Linked DNA regions of Homo sapiens: region 2 is linked to region 1. The links are chromatin loops, found by intact Hi-C in ENCODE. Cell type or tissue: A673. All regions are shown on one strand. Links, peaks and the distances in the headings refer to the core of each region. The heading gives the core; the rest is flanking DNA.

Region 1 (7,702 bases), core at 1,378-6,377:
CTAGGACTTTGTGACTATGTGAAAGGCACTTTTCTAGGATTCGGAGAAACAATGGTTAAAAAAAAAAAACCCACACACACACAAAACAGAGCTCCTGCTTTTATGAATCTTATATTCTAGTGACTGAATAAGCAAAAGGACTCTCAGTAACAGGTTTGAAGAGAACTACCGACCTCTGCATTTTTTCATGGATTAGGGCTTGTATGGGCAATTCTTGCTCAAACCACACATAGATGATTATGGAATACTACTGTAATTCATAACATTAATCTACATTTCAAAATGAGTTGTAAGATAATTTATATAAAACAATTGCAGAAACAATCACCTGTGTGAAGTACTTCAAGAACAGAATAAAACAATGTAATTACTGTGAACCAGAACATAACTACTAGTATCTAAACATTACTGCAAATATTAAAATAGAAGGCTATTTATGGTTGAAATCTGCATTCTTCATTAAACCTTATACTGTTTTACTATTTTATGGAGATTTAAAGCTAGTTATATAAATTACTTCTGGATAAAGAATGGAATCATATGTTGCAAGCCCTATTATATAAGACAATAATCAAACAATACATAGACATTTATTTATAAATGTCTACTGTTAAAGATAGTGTTATTACTTACAAAGTATTTTTTAACCTTAGATTTAGATAGCATCTCAGTATTAAGTGGAATGAAATGAAAATTAATTATAATCATTCTGGGGATAAAATTACGTTTTTTATAATATCCGCAGTTTATACCCACAATAACATTAATTATCTGGAAAAATCTCATTAAAGACCCATGTTATTCAACGAAAGTGCCTTACCAGTCGTTCTGCTAACAACAGTTATTTAGCAGGTTACAAGTGTAAATAAAACACCTGAGTAAATTTTAGATCATAATGTGAAGGAATAATCCAAACAATGATGTCTAGTATTTTGTTGTATCAGTTGGCTGTCCTGCAATGATTCAACTGAGAACATTCTGTGCTTATTATCCAGTAAAGAAATGACACAGAAGAAATTTGAGGGCAAAGGGAAACTACATTATGCATAAAAGCAAAGCTTCACCCATGATAGAAAGAATTCCTAGGGCTTGGAAGAAGGATGAAAAATAAAGTAATGAAGCTGATAGGGTGTGAAAAGAGAGAGCTAACCCCAGTGGGACCTTGCCTTACATGAGTTAACATTCAGAGAGACTGCCCAACTAAAATTTTAGCAAGCACCACCCATCTCTTAGTCTGTGAATTGCATGAGTTTCAAGCTAGAGAACACACACCATTTAGTCTTCTTTTTATAAGCATCACACAGTGCCTTTACCAAAGTATTAGCGGAGTTAATTGGCTTTTCTTTTAGCATCTCTTCTTTCATGAACATTGAGCATAACTTCCATTGACCATTCAAAAGGGATGATACTTAGGCACGTCTTGAGACTTTGCTGTATTCATAATAAAATTATCCTGTGAGGACACCCCTCATTTCTGCTAAACTGCCACTAACACTTTTAAAGTTTCAGGTTGTTGGCAAGTATCTGAGATAAAGAGAGAGCCTATGTGCTTAGTCCACCAGTGATGGCAGAAAGGAATGGCTCATGAACCTGTCTACATGTGGAGCTAAATGGAACCAACTCAACATCATTCCCCCTCCCACTTGCCACACTAAAAATAAATAAATAAATAAAAGACTTATATTTCTGAGTCATGTTTAAAATTAATTAAAAGGATGTTTGTATGAGTCCATTATGGCATTAAACCAATTCCACAAAGTAGTCTAGGGAAAACCTCATGCTATCAGATCCCTCTTGCGTTCTGCAATTTCTGAAAAAAAGATGTTCATTGCAAAGTGATATGAGCACTGGAAAGGTACTAATTCCAATTTGATTCTAATTGGATGAGTGACATGGGTAAGCGATTCTAAGCATTTGTGTTTTTTTTAGTAGTATGGAATTTAATTAGTTCTCAGTATGTTAGTGAAGATTGAATGAAAACATGCATATGTTTCCATGTATTATAAATATTTTAAAATGCAAAAAATTATTCTAATGAATATATAAATATAAAGCATAACAATAATAATACAATACCACCCATAAAGTCATCATCTAATTTAAAAACTAAAACATTAACACTTGAATCTCCCCCATTGCAACATCTTTCCCGACTTGTGTGTTTTTTTCTTTTGCTTTTAAAATTTTTGTTTTATCATATGTCTGCATAAGATTATATAGCTTTCCTTGTTTTAAGCTTTTTAAATAATATATTGTAGTTATATTATTTGTGCTTTGCTTTTTTTACTTAACATTATGGTTCTAAAATTCAGTAATGTGTTGGGCATGTATAATTTGTTTATTTTTAATCTCTTTGACATTCGACTATATAAATTTCAGTTTGTTTATTGACTCCTTTGTCTATAGATACTCTGCTATTTCTGTTTTTGCTGTTACAAAAATAATGCTGTTTTAAATTTCATTTTGTATACTTTTTTGAGGCATGTGTATGAGTTATTCTAAGGTAAAAAAATAAGAAAAAATTGCTGGGTTATAAGATTGTCACATGCTCGAATTTACAAGATAATGCCAAATCATTTTTCAAAGTAATTATACCTATTTATACTACCGGTATGAGTATATTGGTGCCCACATAGTTGCTTGTTCTGCCAAAGTTTGGTATGATCGAACAATAATTTTTGCCCATCAAATGGCATAAAATAAAATCTCAGTGTGCTTTTAATTTGCATTTTCTATGTTTAAGAATTGTTTCTTTTTTAACCATTTATAATTTACTTTTGCTGAAATGCTTGCTTATTATTTTTGCTCCCCATTTTTTCCTATTGGATTGCTTTTCTCATTAATTTATAAGAATTTTATATGGTTTAGATACTAATTATTATATTACTGAAAATACCTTTATCAGTTTGTTGTGTACTTTCTACTTTATGTCTTGTGATGGATAAAAGTTTTAAATTGTATTGTGTTGAAGTTAACATTTTTAAATTTTATAATCAGCATCTTTAATAATCTCTTTATAAAATTTTCCTTTACATAGATGTCATAAAGATACATCTCTATAATTTCTTATTTTTTTGGCATATGTTCATTAAGTCATTTTATCATTTTTTAGTAATAAATTGCAGTTATTTATGAAACAAATAATTTTTAAAATTATATATGCTTTCTTTAAAAATTGATCTTAGCATGCTTCACTATGAAGCTTGAGGCTTCACTGCACGTTGTACTGAAATTATGTATAAAACAGTGGTTCTGAAAATCTCTGAGTTCATGACACCTTTAGTGTCTCAGGTTTTTTTGCTTTTGTTCTTGTTTTTTCTCACAAAGCACCTAAGTTAAATAAAAACAAAGCACAAAGCTATCAGCTTCATGTATTAAGTAGTAAGCTCCCATGTTAACAGTTGTAACTTGCCTGGTGCCCAATAGATGTCACTCTGTTTTCCTAGAAACTTTAAAATATCCCTCAGTGCTCCTGTTAATTCATGGTAGTGCCCCAAGGCACTCTGGCACCCAGTTTTGGAACTGCAGTTTTAAAAGTCATAAATTGAATGAAAATGATAGCAAAGGTGGAGGTTTTTAAAGAGCTATTTATAGGTCCCTGGACAGCATCTTTTTTCAATTAGGCAGCAACCTTTTTGCCCTATGCCGTAACCTGTGTCTGCAACTTCCTCTAATTGGGGTGAGTAAGAGATTTTGTTATGTATATAATAGCTAAGAATATAGTAATAATGGCTTAAATCATGGTTATTTTTAAACTACTAACATTTAGAAGACAAAATAAAAATGCTTTGAAAAGTATAGAGGTTTTAGTGTAATTAGCAGGGAATAATGAAATGATTTGATAGGGCTACTCAGTTTTGTATAACTTTGGTGCTTTAAGTCTGAATGCAGAGCATGGATGTTGTGATCCAGCCTTTATATGTTTTCCCTGAAGAAGATTTAATTTATTTGGCCTTTTGAGAAACACATTTGGCATTGTAATATGTTTTGCTTCCAGGTTCTATCTCCAAGGATAATTTGACAAAATCACACATAAATTTATTTTCAGGGCACACAGTTTCCCTTTTAGGGAACTCACAGAGGTAGAGAGTAATACAATAATCACATTTGAATATTCAGTAAGTGAGGTCCTCATAGATCTTATGTGTATGTCACCATGTATATAATTTTGTTAATCACTAGATGTATGAGACAAGAAATTTGAGGAACCTTAACTAGAGATTAAAATAGGGATTTAAATCAAAGAAACATTTAAATGCCTCCTTTATTATTTAAATACCTGCATGGTGAATCATTGAAAAAAAAATAAAAAGCATACAACTTGGGAATATTCTAAACCAAGAAGAATTTGTTATTCTGGTTGATTTTTTTTTTTCAGGCTCCCACAGGCAACTTACCTTTATCTCTTTGTGATTTTTATTTCTTGTTAAAATATACAGAAATAGTTAAGCAGATTCATAGAGCTGAATGATAAAATTGTACTACGAGATGCACTGGGACTCAACGTGACCTTATCAAGTGAGGTGAGCCATTCATTAATTCAGATAATGGAACTTATTATCATAATCTTTTGCTTATGCTATTGTTGAGCTTAACTACTTATTCATATTTGCATATGCATATTGAGATAATATCATTTCATTAATTTCAGTACTGAACACTAATCTCCTAAGAGTAATTGTGAAAGTTTCAGATTGCACTATTTTTAACTATATATCTGTATGTTATCTTCATATATGCTTGAATAACTTATAAGCAATTGAAACTTTCAATTACAGTATACTATTGAAGCAAATCAACTAATATATACACATATCCATTAGCAATAGTAGATAATTTTTGTAAATGTCCAGCACAGTTCTTCATATGTAGAGGATGTTCAAATTGGCTAAGTTCCTTTTCTCTCTTAATTATTAGTATTTTTCCTACTGCTCTTTGTATAATTATTCCTTCCTCTTTAGCTCCAATCCTTACAATCTATTCTTAACATAGCAACTGGAAGAAAGTTTTTAAACATAAACCAGATGATGTCACTCCACCCCACAAAACTTCCACTATTCTCTGTCACACATAGAAAGAAAGAAAAAAAATATTGAAAACCTACAAAGACTTGCTATGATCTGGTCCAGGCTCTCCCTAAAATTTCATGTAATTTCCAGCCACTAGGCCTTTCTGGCTCTCCTTCAATCTCATTAGCCTTTTCACTACTACAAGTTAGACTGGGTTTTGGCCGAGGTATTTCTTTTTTTCATATTTTGCCTTTGCCTAGATTGCTCTTCCAATAGATATTCACAATTGCATCATCATTTCTATATACGTGCTAAAAGGTTTCCTTGTCCAAAATAGCTTCAGTGACCACCTGATCTAGAATAGTCTCGATCAAAAGTTTCTTTTCCTTTTCCTCACCACTTGATATTTATATCAAACATTTATTTGTGTAATTTATGTGTTTGTTTGTTTTCTGTACTAGCATTATGATGACCATACTATTTGATGCCCCCCAAAAAATACTTTCGAGAATGACAGGGAAAGCTAAAATAATTAAATTATATAATTTTGACATAGGCACTATTGACAAAAAGCAATTGATGTTATGATAGTGTTAGATCTATGAAATAGTACTATTTAAAAGTAATTCTCTGAAATACAATTTTCTAAAACTAAAAGCAGCATATGTACATGAAACACCAAAAAACTTCCTTATATTTATCACTGGAAGATTTAAAATAGTATAAGTAGTAACTTATTTAATATATTTTTGATTATTTAATTAATTTTATAGTATCCAACTCTAATATAATGCCAGTGGTATTTGTTCAAAATATTTTAATGTTGTCTATTTATTTTTAATTTGCCTAAAAATTATCTTAAATGAAAATTTTTGGTTAATAAATTTGAAAATACTGAAACCCTCATCTCAGTCTCTGTGGATCCTAAAGTTTTTAGTTGAGAAAATAATTTTTCTCTAGAGAATGAAGTAGCTTGTAAGCTTGGAGAAATTTCTGCTAAATAAATGATATTATCAACTCTATTTTCTTCAATACGAAATATATAAATATTTCAGCTCATATATTTTTGCAGGTGCTATGCTTTTGCTTCCAATCATAATTTCTGACAAATATTTTGGAAGTCAAAACTTGTCTTCTATTTTGTTATTTAAAATTATATAGACTACTTTTGTAAACCTTTATACTATCAAATCATAGGCAATTTCAGTTTGATTTCATTCTGGTGCAGAATATAAGTTTATCCAAGTAAAACTGGAGTCACTTCAAAAGATTCCTCCCACTGACTGAGATATTCCAAAGCCAACTTTGCAAAATTTCAGAATTAAATATTATACTTCTTTGTACCTTCATTTTATTTGTTCAATTTTTCTTTGTGTTTGTAGAAAATTTTAATATTTTTCTGTTTTCAAGTTTTGATTTTAATTTACTACTTTATAATTTTTAAAGGTAAGTTTTGTGAGGCTATATTCATTATGTGTTTTGAATAAAGACATACAATTAATTTTGAGAACTGCAATAAAAATTATAAGACTATTAAAAATGCAGTAAGTGTACTACACTTAGGCTGCTAAAAATGCAGTATCAGTAGACTACATTTAGGCTGCTTAAAGTTAGTTCTTCTAAGTACCATATACTTTAAAATTTTAGCTAATGATGGAGAACAAAGACAGAAAGACTGTGTTACCATATTCTAGTTGGCCATTTTGTTTTGTTTTGAGAGACGTCACATCAGCCTTATCATAAAAATTATTTGGTTTTACCATTTTGACTGTGAGCAAAATATACAGCATAATATACAAAATAAAATATATGTACATCTTCACAACTTCTTGTTTAGGATGCAATTATATATATATATATATATATATTTATTATTATACTTTAAGTTCTAGGGTACATGTGCACCACGTGCAGGTTTGTTACATATGTATACATGTGCCATGTTGGTGTGCTGCACCCATTAACTCGTCATTTACATTAGGTGTATCTCCTAATGCTATCCCTCCCCTCTCTCCCCACCCCACAACAAGCCCCGGTGTGTGATGTTCCCCTTCCTGTGTCCATGTGTTCTCATTGTTCAATTCCCACCTATGAGTGAGAACACGCAGTGTTTGCTTTTTTGTCCTTGCAATAGTTTGCTGAGAATGATGGTTTCCAGCTTCATCCATGTCCCTACAAAGGACATGAACTCATCATTTTTTATGGCTGCATAGTATTCCATGGTGTATATGTGCCACATTTTCTTAATCCAGTCTGTCATTGTTGTTGGACATTTGGGTTGCAATTTTGAGTTTCATGTGTAGCATGTATAGCACAACCAATTAAGATTTCTTTCTTTCTCTCTTTTTTTTTTTTTTTTTTTGAGATGGAGTCTTGCCCTGTCTCCAAGGCTGGAGCCCAATGGTGTGATCTTGGCTCACTGCAACCTCCACCTCCCAGGTTCAAACGTTTCTCCTGCCTCAGCCTCCCAAGTAACTGGGATTACAGGTACCCACCACCATGCCCAGCTAATTTTTTGTATTTTTAGTAGAGATGGGGTTTCACCATGGTGGCCAGGCTTAGTCTCAAACTCCTGGCCTCATGTCTGCCTGCCTTGGCCTCCCAAAGTGCTGAAATTACAGGTGTGAGCCACTGTGCCCGGCCAACATTTCTTAACCTAGTAGTTTAGTTTTTATAGTTTTATTACCGCAGTG
Region 2 (7,702 bases), core at 1,777-6,776, 560 kb before region 1:
AGTTAACATCTCATGCTTGAGGCCTGGTATTCTTGCCCCGGGCTACCTTTCAATCTCCATCTCCATCCCTGCTTATAATACTTTGTATGTAGATTATTTGGGTCCGTGTTTTCTTCTCTCCGATCCTTAAATTTTATTTATTTATCCTTCTCAGATTACTCAAATATAAAGTCAGTGAACTGGGAGTGGAGAGTGGAAAGTATTTATTATCTCTCCCAAGTGCTAGTACACAATGCTGATATGCATCTTAAAATATCGAATAAACTGATAAAGTGCTCATATGCCGCTTCTGAGGGATGCAGTAAGCCAAATTCGAACAGTTCTAAAAACAGAGCTGCCAAGTTCCATGCACAAGCCAAAAGGGAGATTTCTACAGAGCTGAAAAGAGCTTAACTGTAGATTACTGGCATGATGTTTTTGGCCCTTAGTATCAAGACTTGCACTTATTAATATGAAGAACACCAGAAGGAAGCACGCTGTAAATCATGAAAGCTCACGAGTGGGAGTCTAGTCCTAAGTTGTCCTATCTCTTTCACTGTCTTGGTGTAGGACCTTTTGTATATTAGTTAACAATGAAATATTTAACAGGTTTATAGCCTAGTTTTCCCATTTGAAATGCTTACCTGGAACTTTTGGGAAATTAACAAAGTCATGTTTTTAAAACAAGAAATATCTTGTAATACTCACTTATACAAAGACATGTAAATTATTTGCTTTGTATGATATGTATTTTAACTAGTAGAGTTATCATCTAACTCTAACATCAAGCCATGGTGTTTCTAGAATTAGAAAAACAAGAGGAAACAGGCTAACCCTAAGCATGAAATAGCCTAACTACTGCATTAAAATATGCCAAATTATTGGAAATAGTTTTTAGTAGTATTCATGATACTGCTCAGTTTCAGATGAAGGGACGGACTCAGATGTTAAGTGACCTGCTAAAGACCACACAGTTGCCTGGTAAGAGGAAAAACAAGACTCAAGTTCAGATGGTTAGGTCCATAAACGTATGTGTTGTACAAACTTCCTCTCAGGGGAGAAAGTGATTCTATTTTTCTATGTTTTAAAAATCTTATGTTTATTTTCCAAATAAGTGTTTTTCAGTAGAAGAATTCTGTTCCAAAATGGGCTACCCACCACACTAGTGGATTCAATTACTTGGCACACTAGAATGCATGAAATTCATTTTTGCTACAAATTAATAAACATTATGTGAGAAGTTTTTCATGGGATTTATTGCTTGTTTGATTAATACAGGTTTTTTGAGCTGAGATTTCAGCATCTAGAAGCTTATGTATGACTTATGTTTTATATATTGCCAGCACCTTCCACAGAGTCTGGCATGTAGAAGGTGCTCAACAGATGTTAAGTCAATTCTGTTATATTCCCAGTTGTCAAAGGCTTAAGAAGAATGGCTTGGGATATGGTATATTTTTCTTCCAAAAGGGAAAAAAGATTAAAAAAATCTGCATATGTTCCAATCCTTTGGCCATTCCATAAGTAATTTTTACTTTTCTGTGATTTATATTTCCTTAAATGTAAAAAAATTATGATTTTAAGAGCGGACAGGCCTGTGACTATGGTGGAAATGACTCTGTGTGCCTTCCCAGGCTAGGTCATTAACGGATATAGCTTCTACCTGGCTCTTTCTTTCTCTCTGGATGCTTGACTTTGAAACTCAGCCACTATGCTATGAGGAAGACAAAACTTGCCCGTGCAAAGAGATCAACATGGAGAAGAACCAAGGTCTTCAGCTGACAGTCAGACATATGAGTGAGAACCCTCAGATCGGTATAGCACCAAGCCTTTGAATTCCCTCCCCTCACCATCAGCTAATGCCAAAGAGAGCAGAGGTGAGCTGTTTCGATTAAGCCCTACCAAAATGGCAGATTCATCAACAAAATAAATATTCATTGTCTTAAGACACTAAGTACTGGGCAGTCTGTTACGCAGCTTTACTAATAAGAACATTTGTAGATCTAAAGCACGACTTATTAAATAAAAACATTTAGTATCTGAATTAGGTAATACCTGAAAAACATAAGGCTTCATCATATTTTTAAATTATAAAGTGGTTATTGATCACTGCATGACCAGGGTTATCTATAAATATCTGCATGCATCTCCCTTCCTTTTTTCCTCCCTCTCTGCCTCCCTCCCTTCCTTCCTCCCCGCTTTTCTATCTATCTATCTATCTATCTATCTATCTATCTATCTATCTATCTATCTATCTATCTGTCCATCTACTGTCTCCAAATTTTCATCCTCATAATTACTGGGCTTAATACCTGGGTGATGAAATGATATGTACGACAAACCCCCGTGACACATGTTTACATATGTAATAAACCTTCACATGTACCCCAAAACCTAAAATAAAAGTTTAAAAAAGGGGGGAGAAAACAATTATCTCACCGGGTTGTGAGAAATAAATGAGATAATATGTTTGAAGGACAGAAATCAGTTTATTTAAAATCGTCTAAGAGAGGTGAAGGCTAATAATGTTTACTTTAGTGTTCCAGTGATAAGGCAAATTGAAAACATTATAGGTATAAAAATATATGCCCATTTCTCTTTGAAATTTATCTCTCAGCTAGAAAGACTATAGATTGCAGGCTGGGTGTGGTGGCTCACACCTGTAATCCTAGCACTTTGGGAGACCGAGGCGGGTGGATCTCCTGAGGGCAGGAGTTTGAGACCAGCCTGGGTAACGTGGTGAAACCGTGTGTCTACTAAAATTCAAAAAAATTAGCTGAGAATGATGGAGTGCACCTGTATTCCCAGCTACTCGGGAGGCTGAGGCACAAGAATTGCTGGGACCCAGGAGGTGGAGGTTGCAGTGAGCCAAGAGGGCATCACCACTATCCAGCCTGGGTGGCAGAGCAAGACCCTTGTCTCCAAAAATTCCAAAAAAAAAAAAAGGAATGCACGCTTGTACCTGAAAAGGCAGCAGAGAAAGAAACAGAAGTTTAGGATAATATATAGGAAAATAGATTTTCAATACCTCTCCCTTTTTATCAGATACTAGGGCTAAAATAACAAACACCAAAAACTCAAATTCATGTATTGGGAAAAGATGGACTCAAGAGACTCTTAGCTTAAAATATCCTATTTATTATTCTTCATGCAACTTATACTTTTCTTTGATTTTCAACTTAATTCAGCCACTCTATATTCTTGGTATGTGCAAAGTCTACATTTTCCACTAGGGAGATGTTTATTTTTTCTTGCCAGATTGACAACTATTGCAAAGCACAAACTAATAGCAGTAGTAGTACACTAGTACATTTAAAATGCCACAAGGATTACAAAAAAACAATTTACATTTTAGTTTCTTACACAGACTTGCATTCGTTTCCACTCCCCCATCTATTCCACTTAACGATTATTTAAATTAATGACAAACATGACTGGCCAATGTATGAAAAACACAAATATTTTTGTTGATAAAAGTTTTACCAAAATCTTCTGTGGCACCTATAAAATGAAAACAATTCCTTTAATAAGAAAATTATTTATTTTCATTTCGTAGCATTCATCCCTTTAGAGTTCTGTCAACCCCTTTTTTTTTTCTCCTGGTGAAATCTTAGAACCATGGCTTTACATTTCAGGAATGTTTTTCCTGGTTCATTTGATACTTTTTATGAGTTCATTGCTTTTGTCTACCCATGGTTATGAAAATAAGACAAATTTATGGAAATCACAAAGGGAAAGAAGGAAAAAATTCACAAAATTCTCTGGGACTTTAATTAATGATTTATCCAACTGTGCTTTTTTCCTGTTTAGTTAACATTTGGGTAAGTATGAATTGGGGAGTTCTCATACTCTATCTCTCTCATGTAGTTCATTGGAAGTACATAATGGCACTGTTTAATGTGGCTGCAGACCTTAGAAGTTGACGTTACATGCATATTAAATATGCAAGAATATGTTTCTGACACTATGGTATGGTCTAAAAAACTGTACAGTCAGAGCACTACTTACCCACCAGGAGGTGGTGCACTTTACAAATATCAGTTGTCTTATTATGTTTCTTAGAAAGAATAAAATAATGTCTAAGAAGGTTTTAGCATTTCTAAAAGCCACTTAAACTTTATTTAAATGTGAATTCTCTTCTCTTTCTTAGTGGGAGGTTGAATTCCATCTAAAATATTTAAATTTCATCAATAATTCTAAATATTACTTATTAACCAGATATCTAGGTCTAAATTTGAGTTTATTGTTTTTATTTGTTCTATATCATTTTTATTCTTACAATCTTAGAAAAGTTTTCATTATCTCACATACAGTTTTGTTTATGTGCATATTTCCTGGTTGAGTCATATTGTCAGATTTTAAAAGTATTTTTAAAAGTAACTTAAAATACTCAAGGGCAAATATAGGCTATTAGTACAACATCCATGCTACTTGAAGTTCTGCATGATTATATGAACACTTTGAGAGGAAAAGTTTTATAACTTACATGGTGGAAAGCATTTGTTAGCTAATGACTATACTAATGACACTAAAAGTTCTATCTTTAATAGATACTAATAACCCAGTTTTGATCATGCCAGTAGTGCAACTTCTTTCTCTCTTTGTTAGTTAAAAGAAATTAACACAAGAAAAAGTACATTTCCTGATGTTCATAAAATGACTTGTGGATCTAAATGCTCTTCTGGATTCCTAGGGGATTCAGTTCTAATTGAGTGTGGTATCTATGAAAAAGCTGATATACACTAATTAATAAGTTCCATGATTTCCAAATTAGAACAAAGTGTTGAGGTTACACTAATAAGGAGTTACCTTAAAAACCTAGTCAGGTTGCAAGGATAATAAAGGCCAAGACCATTAAAACAGATAGCAATAAGATAAAAAGATGATAGCCCCAATCAAAAAGAACAAAAGAATAAGTCCACACTTCTTACCCCCTATTTTGACTATTATCCCCAGTCAATTCACTTTTAAAGTGATGCTAGAAGGGTCAGAGAAACATAATTTTCCTTTGACATCCCAAAAGCACAACCTGAAGCTTTCTACCTCCAGCAGCATTTATAACTTTGGCATATACATTTCTCCAAAAAGCGTATGTCTTCTTGACATCAGTTGGCTCTCTTGCTAGTACTTTTGCTTGGTGCCAGCTTCCCTCTTAGCTTGCATAGCTATAAATTTCCAAGTGATAGGCTGTAAAGGAAGATTCCTGCTTTGCAGTCTCATTAATGAATTAGAAGATGCAAATATAAGACTTCTTACCTTGAACTGACAGACGCAAGTCACAGTGTCTCCAATTCTTAAACATTCCCCATCAAATTTACAGGTGTTGGTGTCACAGAGGAAGAGATCATTTTCTCTGTCATCATAACCTCAAATTCAAAGAGAACACTCCAGTCATTAAAACATCTTACAGATTTTTAACAAAAAAAAGCACTACTTTGAAGCTTTAAAATACTTGTCCTAAATTTTAAATCCAACAACTATAGCTGTACTGCAAGGTCACTGTCTACTGATAACCTCAAAATCTAGTTAAGTGATCAATATTCGTTTCCATTTTCCACAATTCTTTTCTAGTCAATTCTCCTTTAGTATCCTTTTCTGATAGTGCTATTTTTTAAAGCTTGCGTTAATACTGACAGTGGTGAATGAAAGCTTAACATTTGCTTCCTGTTTTTTTTTTATTTTTATTTTTTGCTCATTAGGTGGACAATATTTATGACCACAAAACTCCACATTTTGGAAAAGAGCTAGTGATGATCTCTGAATACCCTTTTACCATTTCCCCATCTTTAATTGTTCTTTTGCTTCAACGACTGAAACAACCCCTTATTTGAAATGTATCCAGACAAAGAGGAAACAAAGCCTCAATAATAAAGATAAACAGGCACAGTGTTTTCTGTGATGGTCTGTTTGGCTCAAATGAAGATTGATCACCTCTAAGTTAACAGGGGTGGAAGCGGGGTGCCAAGTTCTTGACAACCTATCTGCAAAACCAGTTTATTCTCTTTAGTTTATGCAGTCCCCTTTAAAATATCTGGTAAATATGTAATTTCTTGATTGCAAATGTCAACTTCACATTTAAGTTAGTTATTTCCTAAAACAATGCAAGGGCTAGGAATGAAGCAAACCAGTCTGTGTTGGACTACAAAGCCATCAACATTTCCAAAAATTGTTTTTGCAGGCTCATAATTATTACCATAATAAAGCATCTAAAAAGTGATTAGGCAATAGCAAAGTGAAACTTATTCTTTCAAAAACAACACACATGTACGCATGAATCAAGAAGTTATAGAAACATGTTGAGTTTTATTAAAATGCCAAATTTAGAAACTGCCAAAAAAGAGAACAATCTATTGACCCAAATCTAATAGGGTTGCATATCTCAACTTGTCTTTGTAAAGGATAAATTAGAATGATGCATAATAATTTTCCTTTTGGCATTTACATCAGTAATAACTAGGAACTATACAGGCTTTCACCCTGAGTTACAGTTGGTCATTCCCTCCTCTCTAAAGTTACATACACTTCAGCTTATATACATCTTTGAAAGACACTTTATTCAGAGCCAGATTTAACTACAGCAAAATTATATTCACAGAAGATGAAAAATTACATACACACTTGCTAAAACTAGAACAGACCACACCTAGGGGACAATACCCAGGCATGTTAACGGAGTTTAAAATGCCAAGGAAATTACACCACAATTCTGCCCAGTATACTACAGGCTGTCAAACCGAAATGCTATGCCAGCTAGGAGTGCAGCAACTCCCATCCTCTGGCCCTATTTAATTAGGAAGCTTCAGCAGAGCGAAGCCTGCCAAGCGTTCGCCGTCAGAATCTGAAGGAACCCGAGCGAGCAAGAAGAGTGCCTGACCCACTCCACAGAAGCCTGTCCAGAAATGGAGGAGTCAGCGCCCACTGAAGTCGGTTCCGCCCTCGGCTCGCCTACATGGAGCCTGACCAGCCTCAGTCATGCCCACTCCGGCCTGGGAGACCCGCAAAGTGTTCTTTTTCTCAACTCCCCTGTACTACCTTGAAGCTTAGGGAAGCAAAGAGAGGGGCATATCTGGACTGCAAAACCAATGTCTTTTGCCGCCTAGGAGAGAAGGGAATGAGAGAGAGAGAGAGATAGATAGATAGAGAGAGAGAGAGAGAGAGAGAGAGAGAGAGAGAGAGAGAGAGAGAAATTCTATTGAAACCCAGCTCCTCTAGAATCTGTGTGACCTGGTCTTCAACGGGAGACCAGTGCGACCTCATGGCACCTTTGCCAGGAATCAGCGATTCCCCTGCAGTCACCATTTGATTTATTGCTTTCTCGCTCATTCTTTCTCATAAAGTTATTTCTTCCTCATCCTAGTAAGACTTTTTTCTTTAATGATGACAAAGCTTCTGTTTCAGTGTTTCCCCTAGGATTGGTGCTCTTTCAAAACAGTGAACCCAGAAAACCATCCCGTTTAATATTTCTCAAAATCCTCGCAGCTCCAATGTAAGCGCAAGCATGCAAAGGTTTCCTGCTACACCTGCACTTTCTGCCCATCCCAGAACCACCCCTCACCCCCGGGCCTGCAACAGTTCCCCTTGTTTCTCTGGATAGAGGTGGGTGGTATTAGGGGTCTAGGGCAGTAGGAGGTGAGGGGCTGAGGAGGCGCGCTAGGGTAGGCTGGTCTGTGCTGGATACGCGTGTTCTTCTGCGGAGTTAAAGGGTCGGGGACGGGGGTTCTGGACT

Evidence for each region. Hi-C counts contacts between places; a loop is a spot of excess contacts. Peaks named below come from ENCODE experiments on the same cell type or tissue, not always from the same donor. Only the 100,000 strongest peaks of a DNase experiment are listed, where the experiment ranks them.
Region 2: it touches region 1 in a loop (2.7-fold over the local background); 6 of 110 quality-filtered maps call a loop at or near these places.

Annotation. Positions count from the first base shown.
Region 1 is chr2:192,746,350-192,754,051 of GRCh38, forward strand. It overlaps PCGEM1 (PCGEM1 prostate-specific transcript), which reads left to right and starts at 3,496. Exons shown (of 4, transcript NR_152587.1): 1 at 3,496-3,679; 2 at 4,440-4,523; 3 at 7,375-7,496. In A673, for the core only: a CTCF peak has its summit at 3,429 (motif pointing right); a DNase peak (open chromatin) is centred at 3,452; H3K27ac peaks cover 1,233 bases.
Region 2 is chr2:192,186,648-192,194,349 of GRCh38, forward strand. It overlaps TMEFF2 (transmembrane protein with EGF like and two follistatin like domains 2), which reads right to left. Exons shown (of 10, transcript NM_016192.4): 2 at 5,233-5,342. Among named protein-coding and RNA genes, the nearest start is that of TMEFF2, 4.4 kb to the right of the region's middle. In A673, for the core only: a CTCF peak has its summit at 3,980 (motif pointing right); a DNase peak (open chromatin) is centred at 4,004; H3K4me3 peaks cover 642 bases.